4 separate regions of the Mus musculus genome follow, and all the other regions are linked to region 1. Evidence: chromatin loops called from intact Hi-C (ENCODE). Cell type or tissue: left cerebral cortex. All regions are shown on one strand. Region 1 holds the start of Gm51892 (a long non-coding RNA gene). Region 2 overlaps Gm36109 (predicted gene, 36109). Region 3 has its middle 9.3 kb from the start of Olfr1393. Region 4 holds the start of Irgm1 (immunity-related GTPase family M member 1).

The links. Hi-C counts contacts between places; a loop is a spot of excess contacts. Peaks named below come from ENCODE experiments on the same cell type or tissue, not always from the same donor. Only the 100,000 strongest peaks of a DNase experiment are listed, where the experiment ranks them.
Region 2: a loop joins it to region 1, with 6 times the contacts of the local background. A loop is called at or near these places in 25 of 42 quality-filtered maps.
Region 3: it touches region 1 in a loop (4-fold over the local background); 21 of 42 quality-filtered maps call a loop at or near these places.
Region 4: it touches region 1 in a loop (6-fold over the local background); 37 of 42 quality-filtered maps call a loop at or near these places.

Annotation. Positions count from the first base shown.
Region 1 is chr11:49,098,824-49,106,823 of GRCm38, forward strand. Gm51892 (a long non-coding RNA gene) reads right to left here and starts at 2,695. Exons shown (of 3, transcript XR_003949669.1): 1 at 2,582-2,695; 2 at 111-248. In left cerebral cortex, CTCF peaks have their summits at 4,660 (motif pointing left) and 7,156; a DNase peak (open chromatin) is centred at 4,654.
Region 2 is chr11:48,787,033-48,795,032 of GRCm38, forward strand. It overlaps Gm36109 (predicted gene, 36109), which reads right to left. Exons shown (of 2, transcript NR_166852.1): 2 at 5,362-8,000. Among named protein-coding and RNA genes, the nearest start is that of Gm36109, 8.4 kb to the right of the region's middle. In left cerebral cortex, CTCF peaks have their summits at 1,800 (motif pointing right) and 3,374; DNase peaks (open chromatin) are centred at 994, 1,796 and 3,373; H3K4me3 peaks cover 808 bases.
Region 3 is chr11:49,266,830-49,274,829 of GRCm38, forward strand. It overlaps a transcript of Olfr1393 not described here. Among named protein-coding and RNA genes, the nearest start is that of Olfr1393, 9.3 kb to the right of the region's middle. In left cerebral cortex, a CTCF peak has its summit at 4,677 (motif pointing left); DNase peaks (open chromatin) are centred at 4,678 and 6,782.
Region 4 is chr11:48,870,329-48,878,328 of GRCm38, forward strand. Irgm1 (immunity-related GTPase family M member 1) reads right to left here and starts at 1,092. Exons shown (of 3, transcript NM_008326.2): 1 at 766-1,092. In left cerebral cortex, CTCF peaks have their summits at 1,840, 4,300 (motif pointing right) and 6,774; DNase peaks (open chromatin) are centred at 993, 1,053, 1,346, 2,013 and 1 more place; H3K4me3 peaks cover 2,131 bases; H3K27ac peaks cover 2,357 bases.

The DNA.
Region 1 (8,000 bases):
ACAAATAATAACAACAGCAACGATAAATACAAAAATTAGAAAATGAATTAGATGGCACTGAACATGTGCCTGTTACAATTTGGCAAAAGTAAAGACAAGAATTAGATTACCTAGCTGAGCCAGAGGAAACCTTGCTGGAGTAGAGTGACATGTGGTCCGTGTGTCCCATCTGACTCACTTGCAAGAGAGGGCTGCTGAAGAGTCATCTCAAGCCCTTTCCTGAGGCATTCTGGGAAGGCCAGCTTCAACTGTGATGTGCATATGAAAGAACATCGTTATTAGACATTGTGATTCTCTCATTTGTGAAGCCTAGATTTAAAATGGTGTGTGTGTGTGTGTGTGTGTGTGTGTGTGTGTGTGTGTGTGTGTATACACTTACATGTGAGGATGCATTTGATGGTCATGAAACCAGAAAGGGGATCGTGAAAGAAGTGCTCTTATGGCCAGTGGGAAATAGAGATGGTAGTGGAATACACACAATACAAAAGCAGAAATTGGAACTAACTGGGGAAAGGGAGGGAGCTGGCTGTGGGGAAGGGGTCATGCGAATGGCAATAGGGGAGGGGAATGGATGAAAATAAAGTTTAATGACATATGTGTTGGGATTCAGACCCAGGACAAGGGGCCTCCAGGTTCTCCCAGCATTCCTTAGTCCCTACCTGTTATGGGACCTGGCTGGCATACCTGCCCTCTGCCTTGAACTTTCCAGCTGAGGGGCTGGGCTTCCCCTACCCCTACCCCTGAAGCTCTTACCTATATAATGTAGACATTTTGGTCTCTCTATCCCCATCTCTCTCCCTGCATGTGGACTCTCTCTCTTTCTCTTCCCCCTTCTCCTCTGTCTCCTTCCCCATGAGGGTCTACAAGGTCAAAGAAGGATCAAAAAGGGAGCTGGAAACCAAATGATGGTGAATCACATAATATCCAAATGAATGGACTGCGGCTGAGGTAGGCCTGATGGAAATATATAGTTTTAAATGACTGTATTAAAAATACAAGAGGGGGGGTATGGGGGACTTTTTGGATAGCATTTGAAATGTAAATGAAGAAAATACCTAATTAAAAGAAACACAAGAAAAGGTGGACTTGGTAAAGAGCCCTGATGCTTTAAAAGGGTTCAGCACCCCCCACCACGTCCCCACCACACAGTTTGCAAACTTGAAGACAGAAAAACAAAATCAGTCTGAGAGGACGTGGAGAAATAAGGATCAGAGCAGGACAGAAAAGATTGGCAAAAATCAATGGAATGAAAAACAGAAATAAAAACGAAAGCAACATAACTGGCTGGTCCTAGGTAAGTTGTAGGAGAGATTTTATTGTAGATAAAAGGGAAATTGTAGTCAGAGGCAGAGACATCTGGGAGAGTCCAGAGTGGTAAGAGCATACTGTGCTGAATGTAAGAGAGAGGGGAGAAGCACCCAGGTGTAGCAACCAGGAGGCCCAAAGGTGCAAAGAGAGTGGGTAACCAAAAGAGTTGAATTATTTAGGGAAGAGTGGCCCAGCCCCCTAAGCTTGAGAGTTGGTGGTGGGGTCATGAAGCAGAGGGTGGTGGTGGGTGGGGTGGTGGTGGGTGGTGGGGTAGTATGCCAGCCCAGTAACAGGCTGGACTGAGGAATTCGGGGAAAACCTGGTGGTCAGATCCATTTTGAATTGTTAAATAGGCATCTCGGTCAAAAGGCTGAAACCTGACATACCAGCCTTTTGGTTGATAATAAGGAGCTGATTCTACTTCCTGCTGACATTGGTGCTGATTGGTAGGTTGGGGTGGGGGTGGGGCAAAGAAGCTGGCATGCTGACCAAATCCAGGAAGAGAAGGTTGTTTCACTTCCTGACCAGGCCCAGAAGGACCATCTGGGACAAAGAAAGTGCAGGTAGCATTTTCTAGCAGTCTGTGAGACTGGACCACCTTGTGCTAGCTGCTTTGAAGCTTTGAAGCTATCCGGGGTGCAGAGTTTTTTAAGGGGGTACCTGGAGCTGGCACTGGAGCAGTCTATAATTGATTTTAAATCTTCTAGGACAGGTAGACTAGGGAGAAAGGGTAAATTTAGGACGTTTGGGGGAACTTTTTTTTTAATCTAGGTGTGCATTTGAAACTTTTAGACCCACAGTTCTGGTAGTTGGGGAGGGAGTCCCAAGACCAGGGGAAAGGGGAGAGTCACCACCCTTATGAATAGGCAGGAAAACTTAGGATGCTTGTTGTCAGGAGTACTTATCTGGAGGCCATTTGACCTGCAAGAGCTGGATTCAAGTTGACTCCCTGAAGCTTACAAGAGATTTTCTAAGTTTATAAAAAGAGATTAAAAAGTTACCACTGCTTATAATCTGTACTGAAATCCACACTGTAGAAAAGGCAGTAGACTTTGAGTCATAGTCATAGTAAAAACTTGGGGACTCAGAAATGTTTTGGGTTAAAAGCATGAACACTCTTTGTCCAGAAGGATGGGTGTATGTAGATTGGGCTAGTCAGCTTATTAATAAGTTTCAAGCACTATGAGAGGGCAGATATTCATCTATTCTAACCTTCTAAACTATGTACATCCCAGGCACAGGCCCTGCATCGCTCACAGTCTTTGAGACTCACCGGGGTTTGCTCTGCTCCATGTGGGTCCTCAGGGTGAAACCCTTGGTGACCTGCATGTCATGTTTCCTATGGGCCAGCCTCTGGGATCAGAAGTCCTGCATTCTCTGATCAGCTTTTCACTGACCAACCCGGTAAGGGAAAACAATGTTTACATAAGATAGAGACCAGAGATGGTTGGCCCTGCCGTCATCCGGACCACAACCAGATGTCTGAGCATAGAAATCTGCATCTGGATACACAGAACACAAAACCATCCTCTAACACTAACAAACATGTGACTTTCTACCACAGGCTTTAAAAAGCAGAACACTGGGTGCAGGGGGAGGGGTTGTTCCTATAAGCAACAGAGGGAGCTGAGAGCCAGGACTGCAGGTGGGCTGTGGTTCCTAGGGGAGTGGGGAGGAGCTAGGAGAGAGCAGGGGAAAAGGGAGCCAGTGTCTTTAGTAGAGAGACTCAGATCAGATCGGGCGTAGAAAGTTGTCCATGTGGTGGGGGGTACTAATGGGCATAGTAGCAGGTTCCAGGAGCCACAGAGAAACCTACGGAGCTCCAAGTGGGAGGAAGCAAGGAAGGGTCCCAGACTGCTGCAGACGGCCCTGCAGCTCCTGCAGTAGAGGAGGAGATGGGAGAGACTAGGAGAAAAGGGAGATGTCCTCGTGGGTGTAGAAGGTCAGAGGTATTAGCAGGCTGCAGGACCAAGAGAGGTGTCCCACGTGGAGGGCACAGCGGGTGAAAGCAGCCCTTAGAGAGCCGCTCAGACTCTAGAGCTTGGAATCAACTTTTGTGAGTGGCAGAAGCCAGCAGAAACAAAGGATGCATACATAACTTAGGAGAGTCTGACCAGCAGCGTGGTTCAGAGCAGCCCGGTTCCCTCTTCTCCACTTTATCCTGTACGGGCTGCTTGCTCCGGCTTTTGAGGTCCTCACCATTGTGGCCCACATGCTCTGCCTTGGGTTTTCACTACCTTCTGAAGGGCCCACTTTGTACAAATCCCAACATGACCACGGTGGTCGTGATAACTGTAGACATCTCAGCCATTATGGCGGTTCCATTGGATAGTGCTATATAGTGATGCGAATCCGGCAGAAACAGCGAGGCAGCAGTTGAATTTGGGTCCTTCCCCAGGCAACCTCACGTGATGATACCTTCTTGGGGGGGGGGGAGGGGGCGGTTGTCAGCCACAGTTCTCAGCCTGCCTAGCAGCACGAGGGCACATGGCTATTTGTACAGTTACCTGCACATTTTCTCCTTTTGCATACAGATATGTAACATATTACACGAGATAGCATACATGTTACCGTATACCAGACTGTAAGACAATTTCATCCAACTATATGCAAATACATGCTAGCAACTTAAGTAGGTTTGGCTTGGCTGTGCTATTCCATAGATTAGACAGATGAAAGTTATTTTTATACTATTTGCAACTGACTAAGGACATACTGGTGAGTTGTTGGGAAGCATTCATATTAATTAGCAACAGTATCGAAAGAAGACAGTTTAAGGAAGGAGAGGTTAATTGAGCGCCTGATGTGAGAGAAACCACAGAAGCCTGGGCAGAGTGGCTTAGTCCCTGGTGTGGCAGGCAGACCTGTGTGGCAGACCGTTAACATCTTTGTGGACCAGAAATTACAAAGAGTGGGGATAGAACCAGTGGCTGGCTTGTCACCTTCAAAGAGCAATCCCTGATGACTTCCTTCTGCCAGCTAGGACCCACCTCCTAAAGGACCCAGAGCCTCCTGAAATGACAGCAGCGGGGGGAGGGGGGCAGCAAGCATTCAAAGCAGGAGACCATGCATGGGGGAGGTTTCTGTATTAAGCCATAGCAACAATAAAGAACGGCTGGGGAGAGCTCTGAAAAGTGCAGACGGGAAGGTCAGGTGTTCAAGGTCATCCTGGTGCCAGTAACAACTGGGCTATGTAAGATCCCCTCCCTCCAAATCCAAACCCAAATCAAACAACCCAAAATACAACCAAGGAAAAAAACCAAAAACCGAAAAGCAAACACACTCAAAGCCAGAGATTCCTTTCTTACTCGCAGGCCTGGTTCTTGCTTCTTGGCTCTCTGCTGCCCCCATGTGGCTGTTTGCTTTCATAATAGGTGAGACTACTCTGAGCCACTGAATTCCAATACAATCCTTCACTATGGCCCTCGAATGAACTTGTCCTAGGTAAAGTGCGGTGAACAAGTCTTCCTCGTCCATGGGACAACATCACCCCATTTCCCACATCAGTAAGTGACAGGTCTGTCTGGTTACTGCACTGGAGTTACTTTCAAGGGCTAGCTTTCGATAACTTGGTCATTCCGTCTGTCCGTCCGTCCGTCCGTCCGTCAGAAGCTCCTGCCGACCCTTCTAAAACATTCCCATTCCCAACTCCTTCACAGCTGCCACTTCCCACCTGACACCAGCACTTGTCACTGTCACTGTGCATGGGTGGCAATGTTCCCTAACGGGGTTTAACCTAATTTAGTTATGTTGTGTATGCCAGCACCTCTGGAATTCCTTGTTTGGCTTTTCCATCATTGCATAGCCTGTTCCTATCTCAGGCTATTAACTCTATATTTGTAAGAATGAAAATTTTATTATGAAAGACCTTCATCAGAAACCCCACCCCCATCACCACCCAGTGTTATAAAATGTAATGTGGAGATGGGCAGGGGTACCTGGTGGGCTCATGCCAAGTTGCCCCCCTGAGAAATCATGCCACGAGACAGACCTGATATAAGGGAGGTCTATTTGGAGAAGAGAGGGGGAGAGAGGACAGACTGGAGAGAGGAAGAGAGGAAGGGGTAGAGCAGACAGACGGGAGCAGAGCCATAAGGTCAGTGAAGAGGGAACACAGGAGGACAGAAAGAAGGACCAAAAGAGAGAAAGAGAGGCCAGCCACGAACAAACATATGGGAGGAGAGACAGGGAACAGGGATGGGGAGAAGGAGGGGAGAGAGGAGAGGGAGAGAGAGCGAGAACTGGAGTTGCAAGCCGTCTTTTTTGTACGCTACTGGTGTGCAACCCACATCTGGCAGCAGATAATTGTGGCAGGTGGTGATGTAAGCCACTGGTAAGTCCCTGGGAGGAGCCTAGCAGTATCACCTGTAATCTAACACCCAGTTCTATTACATAGCTATATCTTACATTGCTACAGAATTTAGTTGATACAAATTTAATGTTTTCACTGGTATGAATTTTTTATTGATATAAAATTAGGATTAGTATTGTCACTCTTACATAGGCACAGCTTATATTCATATTATTTGAGTTGTGTTTTCATTGCTGGGGCATATTTGGGTTGAAGATTTACTGCAACACAGTCCTGCTTTCTTTCTGGTCCCCTGTAATTCTCTCGTGTCCAGTCCCATTGGCCACCACATGTTCTCCCAACATTGAAAACAGACACCAGCTTCAAGGCCTTGACCTTCCAGTGTTACATCACACAGAGGTCTTTTCCCAGACATGTTCACGCCATCTCCAGTCCTCACTGAACACTCCCCTCACACCCTATTTAAAGGTGACTTTTTCTTCCACTCTGAAGCTCTTTTCTGCCTTGTGTGGCCTGGCAAGCAGTACCAGTGTATGGTATGCTCTGTCTACAAAATTTTGCTAACTTCTGGTCCTCACTAGAACTTATGTTTCCTGATGCTGCTTTTGAATACCATATTGATCCCAGGCTCTTAACGAAGTGACTGTTATGTTCTCAGCAGATATTCTTTGGCTGAATAATATTTATATTATCCAGAAAAACCTTGTGAAAATTTTTGTTTCGGCTCACATGTTTCAACTCTGTGTGCTGGGTGTTTAGGCGGTGGTTTTGTTTTGCTTCCTTTGGATGAGAGCATTAAGAAGCCGCTTCGTCCCCACACTGTTCTTTGGAGACAACATATTCTGTGTCCCATATCAGCACTTTGTTTGTTTGTTTGTTTGTTTGTTTGTTTTGAGACAGGGTTTCTCTGTGTAGCCCTGGCTGTCCTGGAACTCACTCTGTAGACCAGGCTGGCCTCGAACTCAGAAATCCACCTGCCTCTGCCTCCCAAGTGCTGGGATTAAAACCACCGCCCAGCACAGCACTTTTCTTGATCCCCACTTTCACTGCCTTCCTACTGCACACAATACTTCAACTCAGGGACCCACGGATGGTCTCACAGACAGAGAGAAAGAAGGTAAGGAAACATTAATAAGACATTAAGAAGGGCTGGAGAGGTGACTCAGTGGTTAAGAACACTGACTGCTCTTCCAGAGGTCCTGAGTTCAATTCTCGGCAACCACATGGTGGCTCACAACCATCTGTAATGGGATCTGATGCCCTCTTCTAGTGTGTCTGAAGACAATGACAGTGTACTCATATAAATAAATAAATAAATAAATAAATAAATAAGAAAAGAAAGAATGGGAAATGACTCACTTTCTCCTTTCCTCCAACACTCCAACAACAGTAGGACAGACAATAGGAGGAAAAGGATGTGCCAATTCACAAATAGAAACTGAAAAATGAACCATCAGCTTGGCATAGAAACTGTGAAGTTAGGATGGAATAACTGGGAAATGACTCTCAGTTATCTTTGGTTGGGTGTCCTGAAGAAAACCTACCTTTAGAGGGAGTTCTAGCATTAAAATAACCATTTTCCTCTTCCCCTACTTGCTCTTACTAGGTGAGAGGGCCAGGGAAGAACTGCTCCGTCTGACCCAAGCTCCCTCCTTGGTCTTCACTGACCCAGAGAGAGGGAATAGGGAACACAGCATCCATACTCATGAATGTCTGGGATTCATCCCATACCCTGTGGCCTATTTCTATCTGGTCAGGAGGTTTGCTTCATAGGTCTACACCCATTGTGGCTGCCATCCCTCATAGGGTATAGCGTACAGGACCAGAGTGCACATCCTTTGTGCCCGCCATCCTTCTCTAGTCTTGCTCCATTGTGTTCACCCCAAAAGTGTCCCAGACTTCACAATAAACTTTATGGTCAAAGTTTTAATTTTTTGACATGTTCCACACGTGTAAGCCTACCTTTTCACTGACCAATCCTGTCTGGGAAGACTAATGTTTTACCCTGTGACCTCTACTTCCCAAGAGCAGAGATTCCTCCAGGCTTATGGTAGGACAGGAATATGGGACAAGTGTGAATGTGATAGGTTAAACATCTGCTCTCATGGAATTGCCTGCTTAGTTTTAGTAAAGCACAACAAATATACAGTTTTTGACAGTGTGAAATGGTCACAACAAACCCCACTTTTTACAATGTATATATGCTAAGGAAAATAAAATAAGTGGCATAATACTTTTATAACTAATGTTAGTGTCCCTGATTGCAAACTTAGAAAATTATGAACAAATAATGGAGAGGGAAAAAATGCATCAGAGTACAGGAAAACTGAAGAATCAGGAACCATAGGAGTTGATATACTTGGTCTAGTTTACACACACT
Region 2 (8,000 bases), 310 kb before region 1:
GGTTTATTACATAACTTCTACATCTCATTTTTTAAAAATGAACAGAATTTCACAGCTCTCCTAGTTGGGCGGTGATGGTGCACACCTTGAATTCCAGCACTTGGGAGGCAGAGGCAGACGGATCTCCTTGAGTTCCAGGACATCCAAGGCTACACAAAGAGACTGTCTTGAGCCCCACCCGCAAAATATGCAAAAACAAACAAACTAAAAAGGCTAAGTTTGGGTTTCGTTTTTTTTAAAGTCTGCACACATTCTGCTGGGCTGTGATGCACACCTTTACTCCCAGCAGTGGGAAAGCACAGGCAGATGGAACTCAGTGACGCACTTTGTATCCCAGGCAGGCCAGGAATACAAAGTGAGACCCCACAACTAAAGAAATAGATAAATCGATGGTTAACTAACTAACTGTCATTACAGCCATCCATGTGGATACAGCATACATGTGGACACTGGCGACAACTTGAGGAAATCAGTTATTTCTTTCTGCTGAAAAGGTCCTGGGCATCAAACACAGCTCATTAAGCTTGGTACCTTACAGCTGAGCCATCTCACTGGCCGTGAAATAGATCTTTTGTGATTTGTTATCAGTAAATGTTTTATCCTTATCTCTATTTTATAGACCTACTGTGTGATTTCAGTAAGACATGTCTTCCATAGGCTCTTGTATTTGTTTTGTTTTGAGACAGGGTTTCTCTGTATAGCCCTGGCTGTCTTGGAACTCACTCTGTAGACCAGGCTGGCCTCGAACTCAGAAATCCGCCTGCCCCTGCCTCCTGAGTGCTGGGATGAAAGGCGTGTGCCACCATGCCCGGCAGGCTCTTGTATTTGAACACTTGTTCCCCAGTTGGTGCTGTTTGGGGAGGTAGTGGAACCTTTAGGCAGATCAGCCTTGCTGGAGGAAGTGCGTCATTGGGAGCTGCTGGTTCTGAGAGTTGATGGCCTGACTGCACTTCCTGCTTTCAGTCTCACTCTCACTCTCTTGATCCCCACCCCCTCGGCAAATGAACACATGACCAGCCGGCTTACACCACACACACACACACACACACACACACAGTTCTGCCTGCAGCCCCTGTCTCCCGCCAACATATGGACTCTATGCCCCTGGAACCATAGCAAACCCATTTTTCCTTAAGCTGCTTTGGGCTAGAGGCATTTTTGTCACAGCAACAGAAAAGCAACAAATATACTTAATATATTTTCCTATCCCAGGTTGCCTAAAAGATTCTTGGGCAAAAGGGATCACAAGTAGCATTTTCTTTATTAATCATTCCATTCGTTTATATCTCAAATGATATCCCACTTCCTGGTTATCCCTCCACCAACCACCCATGCCACATCTGCCCTCCCCCTTCTCTTTGCCTGTATGAGAGTACACCCCCACCCACCACCACCGCCACCCCACCGCTTCAGCATCCGCCTATGCTGGGGCATCAAACCTCCCCAGGACCAAGGGCCTCCCCTCCCATATATTTTGAAATAAAAATCAATATAATGTCCTACTCATATGAAAAAATACTAAACTAAAATTCAAACGAAGGCTGGCGACAGGGCTCAGTGGATAACGTGCTTGCCTCAAGCCTAGCCTGACTACTTAAGGTTGATCCCCAAGTACCTCCCAAACGACAAAGGGAATAGAACCCACTTTTGCGCGTTGTCTTTTGATGAGGGAGGAGAGGGAGAGGGAGAGAGGGAAATCAGACACAGAGACAAAAAAAAGGGGGGGGGGGGAGATTTTGTGCTTAATTTACTAATGAGAACTGGGAACCAAAGCGGACACAAGGTGGCAGCACTAAGCTCCACAGACGGAGATTTTGGAATGTTTGCTTGCTTGCTGTGCCTTTTTGTGCCCGGTAGAACAGAATGCTTCTTGGAGTGTCCGTTTATTGCCTGATGAGTGCTTTACCCTCTGAGCTTCCTCACAGGCCGCTTACGCATAGTTTAATGTACAAACTATAAAATGAATCATCCAAAATGGCAAAGGAACCCCAAGTTCCCCAAGATGCCCAACTTGCTCACAAGTTATTTAATTAAAAAAAAAAAAAAAAACGGGCATGGTGGCACACGCCTTTAATCCCAGCACTTGGGAGGCAGAGGCAAGTGGATTTCTGAGTTCGAGGCCAGCCTGGTCTACCGAGTAAGTTCCAGGGCTATACAGAGAAACCTTGTCTTGAAAAACCAAAATAAAATAAAATAAACAAATAAAAATTGTTGCCTAGGTTTGACTCCCAGCACCAAAAAAAAGATGATAAAGATGTGATAAGTAATAAATATGCCTCTGAGATAGCACATTAAATAACTTACACAGAGGCAAGACCAGTAATTCCAAGCACTTAGAGGTAGTAGAGAAAGTGTCCCACGGATGTGTGATAGCCTTCATGGGAGGCAGAAATACCCAAGCTCTGTCCCCGATCAAGGTTCAAGTCCTGCCCAGACAGCTGCACTTTCTTGTCTTACTTCGACCAAATGTTCCCTAGAGGTTCAAGTTCTTTTCCAAGTTATAAATGCTTAGTTCACACATGTCCATGTCCAGATGTTCAGTCTCTCTTGTGCCTCTGCCTAGCGTGAGCGTTCCTGAGAGTACATAGGTACTACCAGACTTGTGTGACAAGGGTGAGAACGGGTATTTGCACACAGGCCTCGTAGCCCAGCATGGAGATAATCAGAGCAGATGCCCCCATACAAGGAGGGATGAAACCAGACACAGCCCAGATTTGGAGGAAGATAGAAAAGAGGCAGCCAGGTCCCTGTCTGGGTCTCTGACACCAGGCCAAGAAGCCAGACTTGCATCTTCAAGAGGTGCTGCTAGGAGAAATGATGCAAGTCTAAAGAATAGATGATACATTTTAGGGGATCCGATATGCAGCGTGAGAGCCATTCCGAGCCTCACAGTAGCCTGGCTGGTTATAGGGCCCAAGAGCTCGAATCTCTAGTGTCTGGGGACACTTTATAATACACTGTTCTGGATTTCTGCTCACAGAATCCCTAACCTGCTCATATCTACCTTCTAGACTTATCTATCAGACCCTGAGGAACCTCGAGACTAAGTTTGTCTCAGTTCCTCTCTGTGTTCCCACACAGAGGTCCTCCACCTACTTCAGTGACTCCACCATAGATATTTCTCTCTCTCTCTCTCTCTCTCTCTCTCTCTCTCTCTCTCTCTCTCTCTCTCTCAAATGAAGTTATTGCGTGGACCGAGATCGAATCGAGACCAAGACTTCACATGTCTGTAACCCGCATGCTGAGGGGAGGAGAGACAGAGAGAATTCCTGGGACTCCTTGGTTGCCCATCAAGCTCCAAATTCAAGGAGAGATCTTTTGGGCTTCATTTATAGAGGACTAAACTGGAACCTAAGCGGACGCGGGGTGGCAGCACTGAGCACCCGAGTCCGAGAGTGAGAGCGATAGGAATCCAGGGTAGACACCACACACTCATACAGGAAAGCAGTCTTCCGAGATTCAAGGCAATTTAGCTATAAGCCGCTATAAGTAAATTAAGGAGATGGGAGAAGGAGAGCTATAGTTCTTATAACACAGGTTATAACAAGGACTGACGCCTGCAGAGGCGGAGAGTGCAGCCCGCAGTCTGTCCTGAAGTCAGGCCCCCACGTCCCTGTTGCCAGGCATTGTCACCCCTTACCATTACACACCTCCTTCCAACAGTCAGCAAGACCTGCAGGGTGTTGATTCTTTGAAATTGGAATGCTTTAATTCCCAGCACTTGGGAAGCAGAGGCAGGCGAATTTCTGAGTTCGAGGCCAGCCTGGTCTACAAAGTGAGTTACAGGACAGCCAGGGCTACAGAGAAACCCTGTCGAAAAGGAAAGGAAAGGAAAGGAAAGGAAAGGAAAGGAAAGGAAAGGAAAGGAAAGGAAAGGAAAGGAAAGGAAAGGAAAGGAAAGGAAAGGAAAGGAAAGGAAAGGAAAAAACCTTTCCCCATTTACCCAGGCTGGTGGCTCCCCATGGGAGCAGATGGCCCACTAAGCAACGGTGGTAATAGCAAACCTAGCCAACTTGGAGTTAGAGAGCAGCCACCATGACCTAGAGGTAAACCCATCTTCCGCAGAATCGTGATACGGCACGGGCGGGGAGCCTGCTTCCTGCTGGGCTGTCTCCCTGAAGAACAGAAGAGCTAGAAAGTTCACAGCCCCGGAGCCAGCCTGTAAGGTCTGACCTCTCATTAATTTTTAACTCTAATTTGTAAGGACATGGTGCCACAGTAATTTCCTGGGAAGTCCATGCTAGCCCTGGGCCTGGTATCTGCCCTTTACTCAAACGCCTCTTGCCCCCATGGGGACCTCTCTCTAGCCATGAGGAGATAGCACCTCTTTCCTCGTCTTAGATCTAGTGAGGTTTTCCAGATTGCATTCTCCAGAGCATGCTTGGTGTAGTTGACTTCAGCGGGGCACACAGAACTCCCATTGTTGGTATCAAGGTCCTGGCCGGTGTTGGTCTGTGAGCTCCGGGGGCAGGAAAAGTCTGGGATTCCCGTGGACCTGCCAGAGTTGGGCTCCGACTCTCCGGCACCACAGACACTGCTAGGCACCGCGGAAGAGCCGGTTCTGGGGTCCCTGGGCCAGGGACGACACCCATGCTTGCCTCCTTCCACATAGATTCCTATCCCCCTGTTCCTCCCTCCTAAGGACTGAAATTGCAGAGCGCGTGCCACTAAGCCCTTCTCATGGTGCTGGATATCACACCCTCAAATGAAGCTCGTCCCAGATTTCTAATGCTGGGAATGGTGACAATGTCTCTAATCCCAGCACTCGGGAGCTAGAAGCAGACAGGTCTCTGTCAGTTCAGCTACAGCTTCATTGGTGAAGTTTATTGGCAAAGGTCAGTGCTATCTAACAAGACCCTATCTCAAAAACATAATTTTTGTTTGTTTGGTTTTTCGAGACAGGGTTTCTCTGTATAGCCCTGGCTGTCCTGGAACTCACTCTGTAGACCAGGCTGGTCTCGAACTCAGAAATCCGCCTGCCTCTGCCTCCCAAGTGCTGGGGATTAAAGGCATGTGCCACCACTGCCCGGCTTAAAAACATAATTTTTAACTATGTGTTTGCTCGTGGGTCTTTGGGGGGGCGTTGTATTGCATGACTGCAGGAGTCTTAGAAATCAGAGGCATCAGACGCCCCTGGAGTTGAAGTCACGGGTAAGCCCACTCAGGGTGGGTGAGGTCCTGGTGGTGCTCAACCCCAGATCCAGCTCCAACCTCTGTTTCTCTCCTGAGCTCCTTCAGGTACTTTTCAGATGCTGAGTTCGAACAGAATTCTAGGTGAAAGTCAAATTTATTCCTATTTATTATACTGGGTAAATACAAGGCCTTGTGTGTGCTGCTCAAAAGTTCTACCATGGAGCTATGTTCCTTGCCATTATTTTTTTTTTAATTCGTTTTGCTTTTTCACTTTTTTTTTTTTTTTTTTTGCTTTTAATTTTTCTTTCTTTTTAAAATGTTTTCTTCTCTAGGAGTCTGTAATGCCAGTAGAGATGACTTCTTCCCAGAAGACTGAAGAGTGGAAGGCCCAGGGCACTTTCTGAGTTCATGGGACTTCTTGGAAAAGCATAGAAATAATTTAGATCAATGGAGGAATTTTCATTTGCGGAAGCACACGAATATATGAAGATATTCTCAGTGGACTGGGGATGGTCCTTCCATGGGACCAGGGTTCAATTCCCAGCACCTACATGTGGCTAACAGCCATGTATCCATCACTCTAGTGTCAAGGGGTTCTATATCCTCTTCTGGTCTCTGAGAATACCAGGTACACATGAGGTGCACAGACACACATGTAGGCAAAGCACTCACGCACAAAGAGAAAATATTCAGTTTTTAAAAAAATGTTTAAAAGGAAAACTGAGCTATGTTTCAGCCCTGCTTTTGTGTGTTCAGTCAGGGACCCGATAAGTGGTAGAGGCTGTCCTTGAACTCACAGCACAGTCCAGGCAGACCTCGAACTTGCAGTCTTCCTACCTCAGTTTCCCAAGCAACTGGAATGACAGGCCTGCACCATCAGAACCACCTTGTATTGTGTCTTAAACAACATTTTACTGAATAAGCCAGAAGAGAAAAGTTTAGTTCTTTAAAAACTTAAGGGTGGGAACACTAAAATTTTCCAGGAGTTTTATTTATGCTGTGTGTGTGTGTGTGTGTGTGTGTGTGTGTGTAGATTATATTGGACTAATATATCTTGGTACAATGTACTTCTTACTAAAGCACAACTCAAGGAAGGAGAGAACCCCACAAAACTGAATAAAGCTGGAGGAAGGATGAAGAGATAAATCTATTAGTGCATTAGCCACAAAATGATCCTACTTCTAGTGAGACTTCCTTTTTCTTTTTATTTGTGTGTGTGTGTGTGTGTGTGTGTGTGTGTGTGTGTGTATGGGTGTGTGTGTGCTTGGACACTTGTGGGTGTCTGTGTTCAAGTGTGCACCTGTGTATGCATGCATGCATATATGTGTGTGAATGCGCATGTGTCTGTACATTTGTGTGTGAGCTTGTGTGCACTCGCAAATGCGCATGTGTGTGTTATGCATATGACAGTGTCTTTGAGGGCAAAAGAGGCCATCATAACTCCTGGAGCTAGAGATACAGGTGACTGTGATCATTTAACATGGATGCAAGAAATGCAACCTCGGGGCTGGAGAGATGGCTCAGTGGTTAAGAGCACAAACTCTGCTCTTCCAGAAGTCCTGAGTTCAATTCCCAGCAACCACATGGTGGCTCACAACCATCTGTAATGGGATCCAGTGCCCTCTTCTGGTGTGTCTAAAGACAGCAACAGTGTACTCATATACATAAAATAAATAAATTAAAAAAAAAAAAAAAGAAATGCAACCTAGGTCCTCTAGAAGAGCACCAAGCATTCCCAGGGATACTTAATATTAGAGTGTGTTACTGTTGTTGTTGTGGTGGTGGTGGTGGTGGTGTTTTGTTTTGTTTGTTTTGTTTTGTTTTGAGACAAGATCTCATGCAGCTCAGGCTGGCCTTGAACTCACTTTATAGAAAACAATTAACTTAAGTGTTTGATCTTCCCACCTCCACTTCCCAAGCTTTGAGAGCATAAGGCTATGCCACCCACACCCAGTTTCATGGGTGCTAGTTATGAAGCCGGGGGCTTTATCCATGTTAGGCAAGCACTCTACCAACCGAGCAACATGAGCTCAATTTGAAAAACTTTCAATAACACTGAACGAAACAGAATTGGATCTTTCTACACATATTATAATAGCAATGCTTGTGACTGAAACTCGGGGGTGGGAGACGGTGACAACCATGTGTGTCAGGTACTTATCTCACTGAATGTCTTCCTTTCTGGGTTCAGCTGGTGGCTGCAGAATCACCTAACGAACTGTTTAAGCTTGCTCTTCTCCCCTGTGGCTGTGAAAGATCCTGGCAGAATGTAAAAGGACACAGAAGCCCTGAAATTGGCAAGATAGACGTCAGTGTTAGCAGAATTAGCTTCACTGATTTAGAAAAATAGAGGTGCACAGTGCTCTGGCCACTCCTTGAACCTGTGTGTCTGCCAATGTTCTGACCAGGTGCGTGCCCATTGCTGCACCTTCATTAGACTCTTTCCTTGTACCCCTCCCATACCCATTTCTTAAGAATAGACATTATTTAGATCTGAAAATCCCCTACTCTCCCCCTTCTCCTTTCCCCCCTGAGGGCCTATAAAAACTGGGAACTCTTTCCCCTCGAGGACAACTCCTCTACCCCTGCGTGGGATATGAGTCGTCCCCAGAGCTCTGGCTTTCCCCGAATAAAGCCTCATGTGGTTTGCAACAAGCTCGGTCTGTTGTGAGTTCTTGGGTGTCCGCTATTGTCCTGAGGCCTGAATGAGGGGCTCCTCGCGGAGCCTTTCAGCTGCACCATGGGCCCCGCCTTCACACCGATTTCCTAACATCTAAAATTCTCAACTCTATTTGCAGCATTGACTTAGCTCTAAGGCTTCTGCAATATTTAAAGACGCTACCGTGCAGTGTCCCAGAGCCCACTGA
Region 3 (8,000 bases), 170 kb after region 1:
CTCACATACACACACACTCACACGTTAGGCTGGGAGAAAGGAAGACAGGCCAGAGGAGGGTCTGCAGTCAGTGCCTGATCAAAGGTTCACGGCCACTAACAACACACAGGCGTGCTGTCAGCAAAAGAGATTACGAAAGAAATCCACCAGCTGAGTTGATTTTTAGTTAAACATTATTACCAAGAAAAACAGGAGTGAAGGTTATGCTTTAAGAATCCTGCCTGACCTGGAAAAGGTAAAATTAAATTCCCGGGAACCCTCACTGGCTTTGGTGAGAACTGTCCTGCTGTCCTGTCGTGGTGGTGAGACTCTCAAGGTCACACAAGAGTAGTTTTCTTAAAGGCCACACACATCTCCAGAAGTGCCGATTGACAGGAAACACACACCGATGAACCAAGGCGTCATCTTCAACGTGTGGCTCTCCGCTCGCCTTCCAAGATGGATCTAGGCATCAGGAAAGGGGAAAGGAGGTGCACACACGCGCACACACACGCATACGCAAGCTAGAACTCACCACAACCCTCCATTCTTTCCCAGAAGAGAACAATTAGCACACACTGGGAACAGTTGACTCCATCCTACTCAAGGCTCCAACAGAAGTCATTGACGGTACATTAGTCCCTTTATGCCACCATAACAAAATAGTAGACACAGATCATCTCGGAAGTAGAGGTTTATTTTGGCACGTGATTTGGAAGGTTCAAGTCTAAGCCGGGCCACTTGGCTGCCTGGTGGGAGGATGCGTGTGTCACTGTGACTGCTCACATCTCCAGCTAAGAAGCAGACCGATGAGATAGGCCAGGGTCCTACCGCTTGCTTTAGGGAGCACAACTCCAAGTGACTGTAGATCTCCCTGTCCAGCACACGACTCTGGGGACCAAGCCTTACATATGGCTCTCTGGAGGGTGTCCAATGTCTGGCTATAACAACAACAAAGAAGCTTGTGGGATTTCTGCCTGTATTGCTTAGAACAATGAGTCTCATTCTTCCTAAAGCTGCTACACTTTAATACCATTCTTCAAGTGGTGGTGACACCAAACAAAATTATTTCAATGCTACTTCATAACTAATTTTGGTACTGTTATAAATTGTAACGTAAATATCTGATATGCAGGATATTTGGCGTCTGGTTGAGAACTGCTGGCTTAGAACCTTGGGCTAAAAGCTAAGCGTGTAAGAAATCTCACTGTTCTGGGACCACCTCACGGGAGAGGCCAGATGGGAAGGTTAGTGGGCAGGAACATCTGCTGCCGTGTGAGCGAACCGTCTTCCATATTCAGTCCTGTGGAGCCTTTTGAAACTCCAAGCCTGGGTCAGTATCTGCTACAACTTGGTGTGAAGCAGCAGCTAGCCAGCCGGTCAAAGCCAGTCAGCCCTCCTCAATGTTTAACCCATGACCAGCAAAATGAATGGTTATTTTTAGCTGCTGTTTGAAAGTTTTTGATAAGTTAAAATAGTAACCGGTTGGTTAACCGGTCGGCTTTCCTGTTCTGTCCTTGAAGTGGAGAAGTCTCTGCAACCGGAATGGAATGCTTAAACAAATGTTTCGCGGATGAGAAATTCCAGACATTTATCCATTAGTACCGAAGGGTGAGTATGGTGTTCTCAGTGATGCTCACTCTATTACTAAGGTAGAAATTATCTTTGAATTAATGGGTATATTCTTTTATTCACGCCCAGCTTTTTCCAGTTTTATATTTGAAGTATTTTTTTCAAGTTTTTAATTATGAGAATTTAAACCCGTAGGGACATCGAAAGATTAGTGACCCACATTTTTTTCCACTGAGATAATACAAGAATCAATACTTTGTCACCTGCCAGCTACACACATATTATACCCCAGCGCCTGTATCTGTCTCATCAAATACAAGGTCACAGGGCAAATCTTTTAAAACTAACTTTTAAAATTAATTAATTCACACATGGGGCACTGGTTTTCTCTGTGGCATCTTCACATGTGTATGCCACCATTTGTTGTTCTTTTGTCCCCCCTTCTCTGCTTGCTCAACACCCCACCCCCGCCCTCTTCCTTTTTTTTTATTACGTATTTTTCTCAATTACATTTCCAATGCTATCCCAAATGTCCCCCACCCCCCCCCACTCCCCTACCCACCCATTCCCATTTTTTGGCCCTGGCATTCCCCTGTACTGGGGCATATAAAGTTTGCCTGACCCAATGGGCCTCTCTTTCCAGTGATGGCCGACTAGGCCATCTTTTGATATATATGCAGCTAGAGTCAAGAGCTCTGGGGTACTGGTTAGTTCATAATGTTGTTCCACCGATAGGGTTGCAGATCTCTTTAGCTCCTTGGATACTTTCTCTAGCTCCTCCAAAATTCAGGTGACAGCAGATGCTGGCGTGGATGTGGAGAAAGAGGAACACTCCTCCATTGTTGGTGGGATTGCAGGCTTGTACAACCACTCTGGAAATCAGTCTGGCGGTTCCTCAGAAAATTGGACATAGTACTACCGGAGGATCCAGCAATACCTCTCCTGGGTATATATCCAGAAGATGTCCCAACCGGTAAGAAGGACAAATGCTCCACTATGTTCATAGCAGCCTTATTTATAATAGCCAGAAGCTGGAAAGAACCCAGATGCCCCTCAACAGAGGAATGGATACAGAAAATGTGGTACATTTACACAATGGAGTACTACTCAGCTATTAAAAAGAATGAATTTATGAAATTCCTAGCCAAATGGTTGGACCTGGAGGGCATCATCCTGAGTGAGGTAACCCAATCACAAAAGAACCCCACCCTCTTCCAAACCACTCTCCTTTCTTCTTTTGTGGGCGCTGAGTCCAGCGGTTCTCAACTTCTGGGTCTCGACCCTCGTGTGAGTGTGAGTGTGTGTGTGTGTATACGTGCATGCACACACAGGCGAACGGCCCCTTTCGCAGGGTCGCATATCAAATATCCTGCAGATCAGATATTTACGTTATGATTCATAGCAGTAGCAAAATTAGAGATATGAAGTAGCAACAAAAATAATTTAATGGTTGGGGGTCACCACCATATGAGGAGCTGTTAAAGGGTCGTGGCACTAGGAAATGCCAAGAACCACTGCCTTATACTGTTACCCTCACTTCTGCCTCTAAGATCTCTTCCTCTTTTCTCAGGTCATGGTCGTCTTTCTTTCAACACACGCATGCGCACACTTAAATCAATGTTCTACATGAGAGGAAAGACGGTATTTGTCTTTCTGAGTCTGGCTCATTTCGTGTAGCAAAACAATCTCCGGATCTCTTTACTTCACCCTGAGTGTTATGATTTGATTTTTTTTCTTACAACTAAAGAAATTCCATTGTATGCGCACACCACATGTCCCTTAGGTGTTGATCTGCCTGATGGACATCCAGGCGGCTGCATTTCTCAGCTCTTGTAGACATCAACAATGTAGGCGTACTGGTATCTGTGAGGTATGTAGACCCAGAATCCTTCAGATATATATGCAGGAGTGGCACAGCTGAGTCATATTTTATATTCTATTTCCCTAACTCTTTTTTTAAAAATATATTTATTATATATAAGTACACTGTAGCTCTCTTCAGACACACCAAAAGAGGGCATCAGATCACATTACAGATGGTTGTGAGTCACCATGTCATGCTGGGATTTGAACTCAGGACCTCTGGGAGAGCAGTCAGTGCTCTTAACCACTGAGCCATCTCTCTAGCACTTAGTTCTATTTTCAATAAATAGTGCAGTATAAGACACATGTTCCCACACCATCCCCAGCATTTGTTTTCCTGGCGATAGCCCTTTCGACTGGGATGAGATAGGACATCAAAGCAGTTTTACTTTGCATTTCCTGCTGGCTACAGATATTGACATTTCAAACAGTTTGAAGTATCTGCTGGTCACGTGAGTCTCCTTTGAGGTAGTGTCTATCCAGATCTTCACCCCATTTGATTGGATGATGGTGGGGCGCTACTTTTCATCAGTTCTTTATTTATAAATATTTTAGTAACCATGAAGCAATGTGTTAGTTTCAATACAACTGTGAAATGTAGAAAATTAGAAGCAAATGAAATTCATTCATAATTTCACTTCCTAGATTTAATTTTTAAAATATTTTTATTAGGTATTTTCCTCATTTACATTTCCAATGCTATCCCAAAAGTCCCCCATACCCTCCCCCCCACTCCCCTACCCACCCACTCCCACTTTTTGGCCCTGGTGTTCCCCTGTACTGGGCATATAAAGTTTGCAAGTCCAATGGGCCTCTCTTTCCAGTGATGGCCGACTAGGCCATCTTTTGATACATATGCAGCTAGAGTCAAGAGCTCCAGGGTACTGGTTAGTTCATAATGTTGTTCCACCTATAGGGTTGCAGATCCCTTTAGCTCCTTGGGTACTTTCTCTAGCTCCTCCATTGGGGGCCCTGTGATCCATCCATTAGCTGACTGTGAGCATCCACTTCTGTGTTTGCTAGGCCCCAGCCTAGTCTCACAAGAGACAGCTATATCTGGGTCCTTTCAGCAAAATCTTGCTAGTGTATACAATGGTGTCAGCATTTGGAAGCTGATTATGGGATGGATCCCCGGATTTGGCAGTCTCTAGATGGCCCATCCTTTCGTCACAGCTCCAAACTTTGTCTCTGTAACTCCTTCCATATGAAACAAGTGTGTAGTTGGACTTTGGTCTTCATTAGGCAGGAGTGCCCTCTCGTGGTAATTTGAAAAAATTGCACTAGGCGGGAATTTGCAAGGTCTCTTGAGGTTTGGTTGAATTGACTAGACTCAGAGTTTCTGAAACTGCTGAAGATACTGATGTCCCGCCCCCAGGGCTTCCATCTCTAACAATAGCTGCCCATCTCCTCTCCTGGTCTGGCAGCTCAACAACTCAGTCAGATGGCCACACATTGAAGTCAGTACCTTTCTTCCCTAGCGGAGCCGATACCTGTTTTTCCTTAGGTTCATTCCCTTCTCCCTCAGTTCGTCCTTCTTGCCCCTCCCTCCATTTGTCTTATGTACATGTCATACCTTCTAGAACTTTTCATATGGTTTACTCTTGATATTTTTCAGCCTATCAACTTTGGCTCTGTTGCAAATTAGTAAGTTCTCTATGATTGCTATTCTAAAATACTTTAAAAATACTTTCTTCTTCTCACAAAGTTAAGAGCAAAAAAAAAAAGGCCCTAGTCCTATCACTTAGAAGCCATTGACTAGAAAGACACAGGCAGGAAGCTACACACTTTCTGCAAGCAAACACGTTTCACAGACATTGAGTTGATCTGTTGTGTCCCTGCATTTGTTGGTATGCAAGAATAGGAACAATTCTTTCTCTGGGGAATAAAGTGAATAAAGTTATTGTAGTTTAGAACTTCCAAGATTTATTGTGACAAACCTGTCAGGAAGAAGTAAGATGGAATTGTTTGTCGCTGTGCTGAGCACACAGTGAGCCAGCAGGAAGAAGAGAATAGTCTGTGATCTGGTGGTAAGAGGGCCGCCTACATGTCTAGTCTCTTTTTGCACAGGGGAGAACACTAGTATCCACCCAGTTCCCTTCACTAGTTTATGCTTTCGTCTGTATTCTCTCTCCCCCAAATCCTGTTGTCAGCTCAGAACAGGCTGTCTCCTTTTGGAAGCACAGGCTACCCCACTGTGGGGCAGGGAGGTCAGTGTACCTGTGTGTTCGCCTGGAAACAATTTCTGCCTTCCACCCTTTATCACCACATAGTGTAAAAATTGATCAAAGTGGAGGTTAAAAACTGTATTGATGGAATCCTATCATTCAGTTGGAATGTGGGTTCCCCTTAGGGGGGCAAGAAATGCACACAATTCAAAGTAAGATAATGCTAACTTCTAACCACAGACTCCTGGGGTCCCTCGAAGCTTTGTTTTACTGGAAGGCTTATGCTGAATCCTAGAGGTCTGGGTACCCAGCAGACCTTGATATCAGGAGGTTTTCATACCTTCAAAGCCCAAGGAGGAGCACCTGTCCTTTCCCCTGCACCTCCATCTTTTTTCCTAATTGTAAAATGTATACGCATTACAGACAATGTGGTAAAGATAGTCCCTGCACTTTAATCACTAGCAACATTTCTGTCTTTCACTACTTCTCTGCAAGAATTCTAAGACAGCTATCACGGGAACTGGAGAGTTGGCTCAGTGGTTAAGAGTATGGACTGGTCTTGCAGAGGTCCAAGTTCCCTTCCCAGCATCACGTTGGGTGGTTGACAACTGCCAGCAACTCCAGCTCCAGGGGATCCAATGTCCTTTTCTGGGGGCCCTGTAGTCAGTTACGTGCCCGCGCCATGCACGGACACAGAAGCACATCATCATTGCAGAGTTACTTATACGGCTCTCTTCCTTATGAGAAAAGAAGCTGCCGTGAGCACCAAACCACTTGTACAAGTGCAAGTCAGAACCTGATACAAACGGAAGATGAGGAAAAGCCACTCATGAAATTAAAAACAAACAAACAAACAAAAAATTATCAAGAGGTAGTGGTACAGGCCTTTAAATCCCAGCACTTGGGAGGCTGGTGGATCTTGAAATTCAAGGCCAACCTGGTCTACAGAGTGAGTTCCAGGACAGCCAAGGATATATATTGTAAATATTGTATATGATAAAAATGATATTTATATATATTTGGTAAATATTCATGCACACACATGCACACACACACACACAGTTTTCTCAGTTCTTCTCCCCCCACTTTTCTCCACAAGGAATAAATCAGACAAAAGAAATGTCTCTCGATTTACTGTGGGTTTGTGAGAGCGGTCTTATTTTGGCTTGGATTCAAGGAGACTGACTCAGTGCGGATGAGTTAGAATGGGAATTCTTAGGGACACAGGCATGAATATTAAGCAGAGACAGGAAACAGCTCAGTGCTGGAGTATGGGAGTGCATGCCTTGAATCCCAGCACTGCAGAGGCAGGAGGAGGCAAGAGGAGGCAGGAGGAGGCAGGAGGAGGCAGGAGGAGGCAGGAGGAGGCAGGAGGAGGCAGGAGGAGGCAGGAGGAGGCAGGAGGAGGCAGGAGGAGGCAGGAGGAGGCAGGAGGAGGCAGGAGGAGGCAGGAGGAGGCAGGAGGAGGCAGGATGCAGGAAGATGCCTGTGAGTTTGAAGCCAGTCTGATCTGTGTAGAAAGGTCCAGGCCAGCCAGGGTTACACAGTGAGTCTCAAAACCACATCCCCCACCTCAAAATCATGACTTATGTAATTTATACATTATGCACAAAGGCGCCAGTGTCTATAAGCACACTCAGACTGTTCACTAAATCCTTAGCAAACCCTTGCAGAAGCAGAGCCGTGCCAAGCTGTCAGAGAAAAACAGTATTTTGACCTAGGCCACACTGGGTCAGCCGAACATGCCACTTCTAAGCAAGTTGACGGGGACCGGCAGCTGATTGCTTGGTGGATGGGCTTTCTGTGTCCCTGGATTTCCCCTCATTGGGACTACAGCCAGCCGCGCTGCTGTCCCCTTGGGAAGCCAACCTGCCAATGGACTGATGTGTGTTTAATTTACTGCTCTCTTCAGCTGACTTGTCTCCCTGCTAGTGGCTTCCGACAGGGGATTCTGGGAAAAGAGAAACGGCCCATCTCTGTGCTGGTGACTGCTGGCCTTATCAGAGGCCTCCCCTTGAGACGTTCTCAGATGTTATTGAAATTCAGCTCACCCCCAAATTTCTCATGCCAGACTCGGTTGGAATCAATTCCTGCCTCTGCTGTTAGCTGGGCCAGGGTGGAAGCATGTCCGTGGCTGTCTCATCCTCATTTAAATTCCTGATGCTTTTATGAGGGGGAGTGTTGTTGTTGTTTTGTTTTGTAACACACTAAACTGCAACAGCAATACAAACGAACAAACAACCCCCTCAAAAAAAAAAAAAACTACAGCAAATCACTCATTATAGTGTTAACATGTCTATTTCATTGCTAGTCATGTATGTTGTTTTATTTTTCAAAAAATCTGTAATGTGGTTAATTACCTCTTTAATTTCTGGTATTTCATAATAAGAAGAAAATTTACTGCATACAACTATATACTTA
Region 4 (8,000 bases), 230 kb before region 1:
GCATGCTCGCACACACTTGCCCATAGCTGCATGAAAGGTAGCAGGGACCACACAATTCCCTCTGATATTTATTTATCTTTGGAAAGTGTGATAAACTTGCTCACGGTGAATGGGGACAGTACTGAACCCACATGCTCTGGGAAGATGGTATTTGAAAAGCTCCCATCTCATTAACTATAAACTTACAGACTAGTGAAGGAGGTGGTTCCTTAAACAGAGACACTTTCTCCAATGCAAATAAAACATTTTAATGGAGTCAGACAAAAAGGTCACTATGATACCTTATACTCAAAACCTACTCTGAGATTCCTATTCCATGGGTAGTCCAGATAAGAAACAAACCTCCCCCCCCCCCTATTTTTTTCATGTATCCTAGATATTGCCTGTGGTCCATTCTAATCCTGGGCGTTTATTTTGTGGAGCTATGAAGAGACGCTATCTTAAATTCCAAGAGAATATGGGTTGGCACGCTCTGCCCTCCTTCAAATTTAGCCAGCATTAGAAGAACCACAAGGCCAGAAATAAGGTGAGGTACGCATTTGCCTCCAGGCTGGTGGTTTAGATATATCTGAACAGCAAAGATACAGCAGGGCTGTGTGGTACTAGACAGTCAAAGTGAGGCTCTGCTGTGGACACTGCCTGAGCAAAAGAAACCAGACCCCAAGGTCACATGACCTGTTTTCACGGTTTTACCGTTCATATTATATTGGGGGATTCATATTAGATTGGGGGTGGCCAAGCTACATTTAAGAGACTTTTACTTACCTGATCCAGAGGAGTTATTATGTGTGATTCGATGTTAGTGGCCTTCCTGGAACGTCACCCCTTTCTTCCTAGGACAAAAACGTTGCTGTCCTCCGGCAGAAGTTCCCTATGTAGAGATCCAAAACTGGAATATAGACCCGGATGTTGAGAGATGAGATGCAGAGGTCTGGAGTCCTTCTGAGAGGAGACGAACCAAGAGGAGGTCTGATCGCGTGGATTTTCTTTCAGCTTCTGGTCTTCGAGCAGACCTTGCTTTTTGTCCTGCACTTTCTAGACCGGAGATATGCCTGCCTGGGCCCAGCGGGGGAGCGGGGGGGGGACGGACTCGAATTGAGAATCAGTTTCGGTTTCTATTTCTTGAAACAGGCTAGTTTTCAGGATTAGGCTGGGCGGGCTGCATAGTAGTCTTCAAAGAGGAGCAGAACCCTGCTGTGCTGACTCACCGTCAACAGGGGTCGGGATGAGGGATTGGAGGTGGTGGTGGAAGTGGAGGGTGGGGGCGTTGGGGTTGGAGTTGTGTCTGTTTAGGGACTTTAACAGCCAGCCCCGCGTCAGACCTTCCAGTGTCTGAACCTGCTACTTCTTTCCGTGGATACCACCTGTGGAGATGCTGGCCCTGGGCAATGCTAACCTCCAGACCCAGCAACCTCAGGCCACCCCGAGCTTGGAGGCTGCACTGAGACCTTGTTCTGTATGATCGTTTACCCCGTTTGCCGGCTCACTTGATTAATCACACCTCTCTATATAAAGGAGAATGTCAGAGCACCAGGGAGTCGAGAATCGGGTTCTTGTCCTCGTTAGTGTTTGAGAGGGAAGAGGGTATGAGCTGAGAGGGGACATACTTCATTTTCCTCAGATCTAGGAGGTAGATTATTAGAGAGTAAACGCAGGGGCTGGACGCTTTGACCATGGCATAGAAGCACTGACCCCTGTGTAACGTTTTCATGAAGAAAAACAGAATTTTTTTTTTTTAAAGCAACCGGCCACGGTCACAGTGACAGAGGGGGCAGCGAAGAGGAGCCAAGTAGCTTTCAGAGTGTCGGGCGGCTGTTATTCTCTCTGCTGCTCTTCTGTACCTACCGGTGAGTTCTTACTGCACAGCAAAGAGGGGCAGAGCTGAGCCTGTTCCATAGTCACTGCGAGAGGGAGACAGATTGGGCCAGGAGGAATGAGGCGGCTCCTCACACAGGCACTAACCAGTGTTCCAAACTCTACTTCTGCCCATTACAGGCTCAGTATTGCCCAGAGGTTTGGGCAATGTGATCCTCTGGTCACAAGGAGCCCTTTGTCACCCCTCCAAGTGACCAGTAATGTGATCCTCTACCGGCGCTGGTGGCTTTCTCTTTCTCCTTACCGGAAAAGACTGAGTTGCTGAGAAGAGGAACAAGTGTGAGCTGTTGTTTAATGAACTGGAGGCCTTGAGTGATAGCCAGGATCTGTCCTTGTTTGATTCCTCTAAGCCCTCAGCTTCTCCTCAAAGCCTGAGGAGAAAGCAGGCTAGTTTCAATGTCTGTCTTTGAGAGACTGGACAATCTGTATGTCCTGCTTTCTTTATGTGATTTCTATAAGAACAAACAGGAACAGGTCTGAGCACAGTACAGGAAGGCCAGGAAGAGAGTTTCTGGAACCTTCTGTCTCAGTGAGCCAGCATTTCAACTCAGCACTTTGTGTTTCCCCAGGGCCAGGGTCTCCCTTGAGCTCAGAGTTAGTTCTCTCAGGCTCTTGCTCCTGCGGAGGAACTGAGGCTGGGCACAGCAGGGTTTGTTATAACTGGGTGTCAGGTAAAGATTCCTCAGGGCAGGATGCTGTGTGTACACAGTCAATAATCAGAACACAGGCGGTCTGTCCTTAAAAATGTCACTGGCCGAGAATCTTTGGCTTCCCTAACCTACTCTCTGTGTAGACCAGGCTGGCCTTGAACTTACGGAGTTTACCTGCATCTGCTTCCTGAGTGCTGGAGCTAAAAGCATGAACTATCAAGACGAGCAAAGGCTGAGTTAATCAAGATCCTGTCTTAGTACCAGGTTCTTACTCTGGTTAATCATTCATTCACTGTAGAAAGGAAAGGAAGAGTCAACAGTTACAAAAGCACAGTATAGGCATTTCTCTGTTTACTTTTCTCTGACACCGAAGTGTGGGGACTTGCCTTTTCACCCTGTTGTTCAGCAGGGAGACCCTGGTACAGTTCATTAATCGCCACACCATGTTAGTTACTCCTTACAGAAAGATTCATGGAGATTCACTCTTGGGAACCAAGGTCTTGGACATAGCTGGTGACCTGTCAATCACGATCTCACACCTATCCTGCATAATAAGGCATATACATGTACATACAGACACTCATAAATCTACACACACACACACACACACACACACACACACACACACTTGAGGTCACCGAGCCTACAGAGTCTTGTACTCACTACTGTGCTAGGATAATGAAATCATCTGCTACTTTCTTTGTGACTGAAAAAAAGAGCCCCAGTATTTCTGTCAGGGGTAGTGTAGGTGTCTTAGCTTCAAGCGCAGCACTTGGCTTCTCATGGGCCTTGTTCCTATCTGTGACTCCAACTCACACAGGAAAGGCTTGTCGGCTGCAGCACAGAGGACTCTGACTGAAAGGGCTTTCCTGGTCTCCTGCTCCCACAGGGACAGAGATAGGGCTTCATACGGCTCCTCTCCTCCTCCTCCTCTCACAAAGCACCCACAGAGGCGACTTATCTCCTCCAGCTGTCACAGAGACACACCTCAGTTCTTCAGTATCTGGAATTGCACTTTGACTCGTACAAGGAAACCAAGTAGCTGACAGTTGGGGCTCGGCAAGGATTTTATCCTTTCTGCAGCTGCCCTCTCCAGGCTGTGGCCTGCTATTGGATCCTGGACATGGGAAGTCTTTGCTGCAAAATATATGAGGTATCTCAGCACTCTGACCTCACTCGGAGGAGGTGGTTTCTCTCAGTACTTCATGGCATAATTCGATTGAGGTGAAGCAGTCTTTCTTTATCTTCTTTTAAAAATCACGTGTGTGTGCATGTGTGTGCATGCGTGTGCATGAGTGTGCACATCTTCACAGATTATTTTGCATATGCAGACTAATTGCCTCTCCTTTCTCTGAAGGCATAGAAAGTGGGATATTTTCTCATGTAATATTTTGGTTTTCTAATATTGGACTCACTCTGCCCTGGCTCACATATTTCAGATTAAAAACATTTCTCTCTCAAGGAGCATTAATCTTCTCTAGGGATGAGACTCCTGATGGATTATGGGTTATTATGTAGTCTCAAGTGAAAATGATCAACCCTAAACACTTACTCCTACAAGGAGCACTAAATGGACTCACAGGGTTTTGAGGGTGTGTGTGTGTAACAATACAAATTAAAGAAGAAGAGGAATTTGAGCAGAAGTGGAGGATGTGGGAGAGATTGGAGGGAGAAAGGCAGGTAAGGAAATGGTGTGAATGGAGACTCATGTATGGAAGTCTCAAAAAATTTGACAAAAGAATACATGTGGAAAAAAAACTCTTTCCTAAGCAGCCGCTAGGTGTCACCCTGGTTCCCTTTTCCATTTCCTCTCGCACTACTAGAGCTGCGTAGATAGAGATGGTGATAGAGAAGGCTTCAGTCGTGTGTCTTTTCTGGAGAGTCATCTCTTCACCCCAGATAGAGCAAAGACATTTCCTCCAAGTCTGCCTTAGTCAACCAATAAACAGTTTGGGGTTCTTTGTAGAAGCTTGGGTGATTGAGGGCAGTGACCTCACTGATAAGCCCACCCCAACCTCACCAGGACTCAGGAACACAGCATCCTTGGAAGCTCCTGCACTGGTTGCAGCAGGCACTCCAGAAGGATGGCTCCTCTCTCCCAGCAAGGGTTTACTGCTTGTCTAAGCGTGGGGAAGGGAGTTGTGAGTCTGAGCCTTTGAGCTCAAGGTTCTTGAAGTTTCCTTAGGTTCTTGGGTTTTATAAGCCTCCGTCCTGAAGTGAAGGTACACCATCTTAAGCTGTTCTCTGTCTCTTTCTGTCTCTGTGTCTCTACCTCTCTCTGTCTCTTGTCAGCCATGAGCTGAACAGTCTCCTAAACCACATGCCCCCAAATCCACGAAGCTCTCCCTAAAAGCACGAGCCAAGTGGCCAAGGACTGAACCAACTCTAGCCTTTTCAAACCATGAGTCAAAAATAATTCTTTCTTCCTTAAGTTGTTTCTTTCAGGTATTGTAACCAGCACAAGTTTTACCATGGCTTTGTCATTTTCTCTTATCAAGTCAGGACTTCTGAACTAATTATGGTGACCAAATACAATCTGGTCACTCAAAAATGGTCACTCTTTGATTGAAAACAATCTATTCCCTTTTAAAAAAGATTTATTTATTTTATGTATTAGTACACTGTAGCTGTCTTCAGACCAAAAGAGGGCCTGGGACCCCATTACAGATGGTTGTGAGCCACCATGTGGTTGCTGGGATTTGAACTCAGGACCTCTGGAGGAGCAGTCAGTGCTCTTAACCACTGAGCCATCTCTCCAGCCCTGAAAGAGAATCTGTTCCTGGTACTGGAGGCTTCATTTGGTGACGTGAGAGATCTAGTTAGGGTTCTGCCTCCCCCATTATATGGCTATTTCATTTAGATCACCTTCATGTGTGTGTGTGTGTGTGTGTGTGTGTGTGTGTGTGTGTGTATTTTAGGAAGCATCTACTGGACTAGGTTTCCATACTACCCCTCAAATGACCCTTGGTTTTGATTGTCTCTCCCAGTATTCCTTCCTTGTTTCTCTCTTCCCTCTTCTTCTCCACTTTATTCTCCAATTCCAATCCAAAAAATATTTTAAGTTGATTTATTATTTCACATACATATATACACATTTATTCATATTCATGCATACACACACATGTGTACGTACACACACACACACACACACACACACACACACACACACACACACACAATGTATTGTAATCATATTCCCCCATTTTCCTTTCTTATCCCCTTTCCTTTCCCAGTAAACTCCTTCTTTTATGTAAGTCCCCCTTCTACTTTCATGGTTTTTATTTGTGGTTCACTCCATTTTTAAAAAGGCTGTTTGCATAGGTGGAAGCTGCTTGTTTGAGCAAGAACAGCATACCAGGGGTTACACCCCCGAGGACATGACTTCTCCTCCTCCAGCAACTATGACACTGCTGCAGCTCCTGAGGAGGACCGGGACCTTGTAAGGGACCTGGGATGAGGACTGGGACCTTGTAAGCCTCCCCATCTCTGATGGGATGTCGAAGCTCCCAGTCTGGTGCACATCTCGTGCAGGTAGCTATGACTGCTGTGGGTTCTTAGTTACAAAAGCTATGCCATGTTCAGAAGGCAGTGTTTCATATCATTCCTCCCTGTACATAAATGAGAATACAGTATGCAGAGGCCAGAAGAGGGTGATGGATTCTCCCAGAGCTGGAGTTACAGGCAGGTGTGAGCTGTCTGATGTGTTAGGTACTGAACTTGTGTCCTCTGGAAGAGCAGCACTTGTTCTTAACTGCAGAGCCATCTATCTAGCCCTTACTGGTCAAAATTTTAATGAGCACTTCTCTCTTATTAGAAAAAAAGGTAAAATGATTTTATTTTATTTAACATGGTAGTCAATGTGGTACAAACTAGGTTGAAATTTATTTTTCACTCTGTTCACATTCTTTTAACAAGTCATCATGTTTGCTTCCCTCTGGGTGTAATCTATGATCAAACTCACCATTTCCAATTAAATCTGTGTGTCTGAGCAATTTCTGTTTAAAGCCAATACAGTGCCACCTGTTGACTGTCAATTGTTCAGCACCCCATCTAGTGTTTTCTACAAGAGAATAGGAACAGTAGAGTTTGTGGGTTTGAATGTTATTTTTAAAGGTTTATTTATTTATTTATTTATTTATTTATTTATTTAATGTAGGTGAGTACACTGTCACTGTCTTCAGACACACCAGAAGAGGGCATCGGATCCCCATTACAGATGGTTGTAAGTCACCATATGGTTCCTCTTAACTGCTGAGCCATCTCTCCAGCCCGAATGTTAGATTTTTATCTGTGATCCATAACCAAGATCTTACACACTTGTGCCTATCTCCAATGACTAATGGGCACACAACATATCTGAGCACCAACAAGGTCAACATCAATATGCTACAGACTCTGGAGAATTATCTCAGATGACACAGGTTGGAAAGTGGACACCCTATGCAGTTTGACCTTCCTGAGACATCCTTCATGGAATGTGGGCCCAACATAGATACTAAATTCAGTAAGAGAGAGAATTAACTAAACCAATTTCGCCCAACTAAGAAGAAAACCTAAGGCTTGTAGCCTATAGTATTTTTAGCAATACCAGACTGCCATGCATTTAACAGCGCATATGTCTATGAGTTTGCTCCACCTATTTACCCATGCATACCCCCTCCTTGAAGCTCTTAGAGCTCAAGGTAGGAGATAAGAGTGGGGAGACCTTTCAAGAGCTCCACATACTAAGGCACAACAGACGATTTTAGGGGAAGGAGGCAGGGAGGCCCGCATACTGATAACTGGGGTTGCATGACGGTGGAAGGGGATGTGTGTTCTAGGATGTGGAAGTGACTCGATTCTGTGAGCAGCATACCTTATAGTCTTATGAGCCATAGCAACAACAAGAAATCCATTTCACACAGGAAAGATCCAAATGAACACACCTGGGAAAAAGAATTCACCACTCAACCATGCACTCTGGCCTATTCTTCCATGTTCCATTGAGTTGCATTAAAGATATTCTATTCCAGATGGATAACTTAGGCTATTTATGGGCTGGAGAAATGGCTCAATGGTTAAGAGCACTTGCTGCTATTCCAGATAACCAGCGTTTAGTTCCTAGCACCTGTATCAAGTGGGTTATAGCTCCCTGTAACTCCAGGTCTGGGGAACTCAAAGCCCCCTGGAATCCTCAGACACTTGCATGTATATGATGTATACATACATATACATAAATAAAAACAATAAATAAATCTTTCAAAAGTCCCTTTATATTTCACCAAATAAAATTAGTAGCTTATGTAATATAGTGACTAATATTCCCTGGAGCATTTCCTGTGTGTCGTTCCATGTAGTCATGCCTTGCTGATCTTGACAGAGTCCCCATCAAAGGAACTTAGTGCTATGGGAACCAGCCTGGTAGTTATGAATTTAAAAATTTGGTGGCTTTTTGTGAACATAGACGCTAGTATAGACCAAATTCTTGGTTTTAGA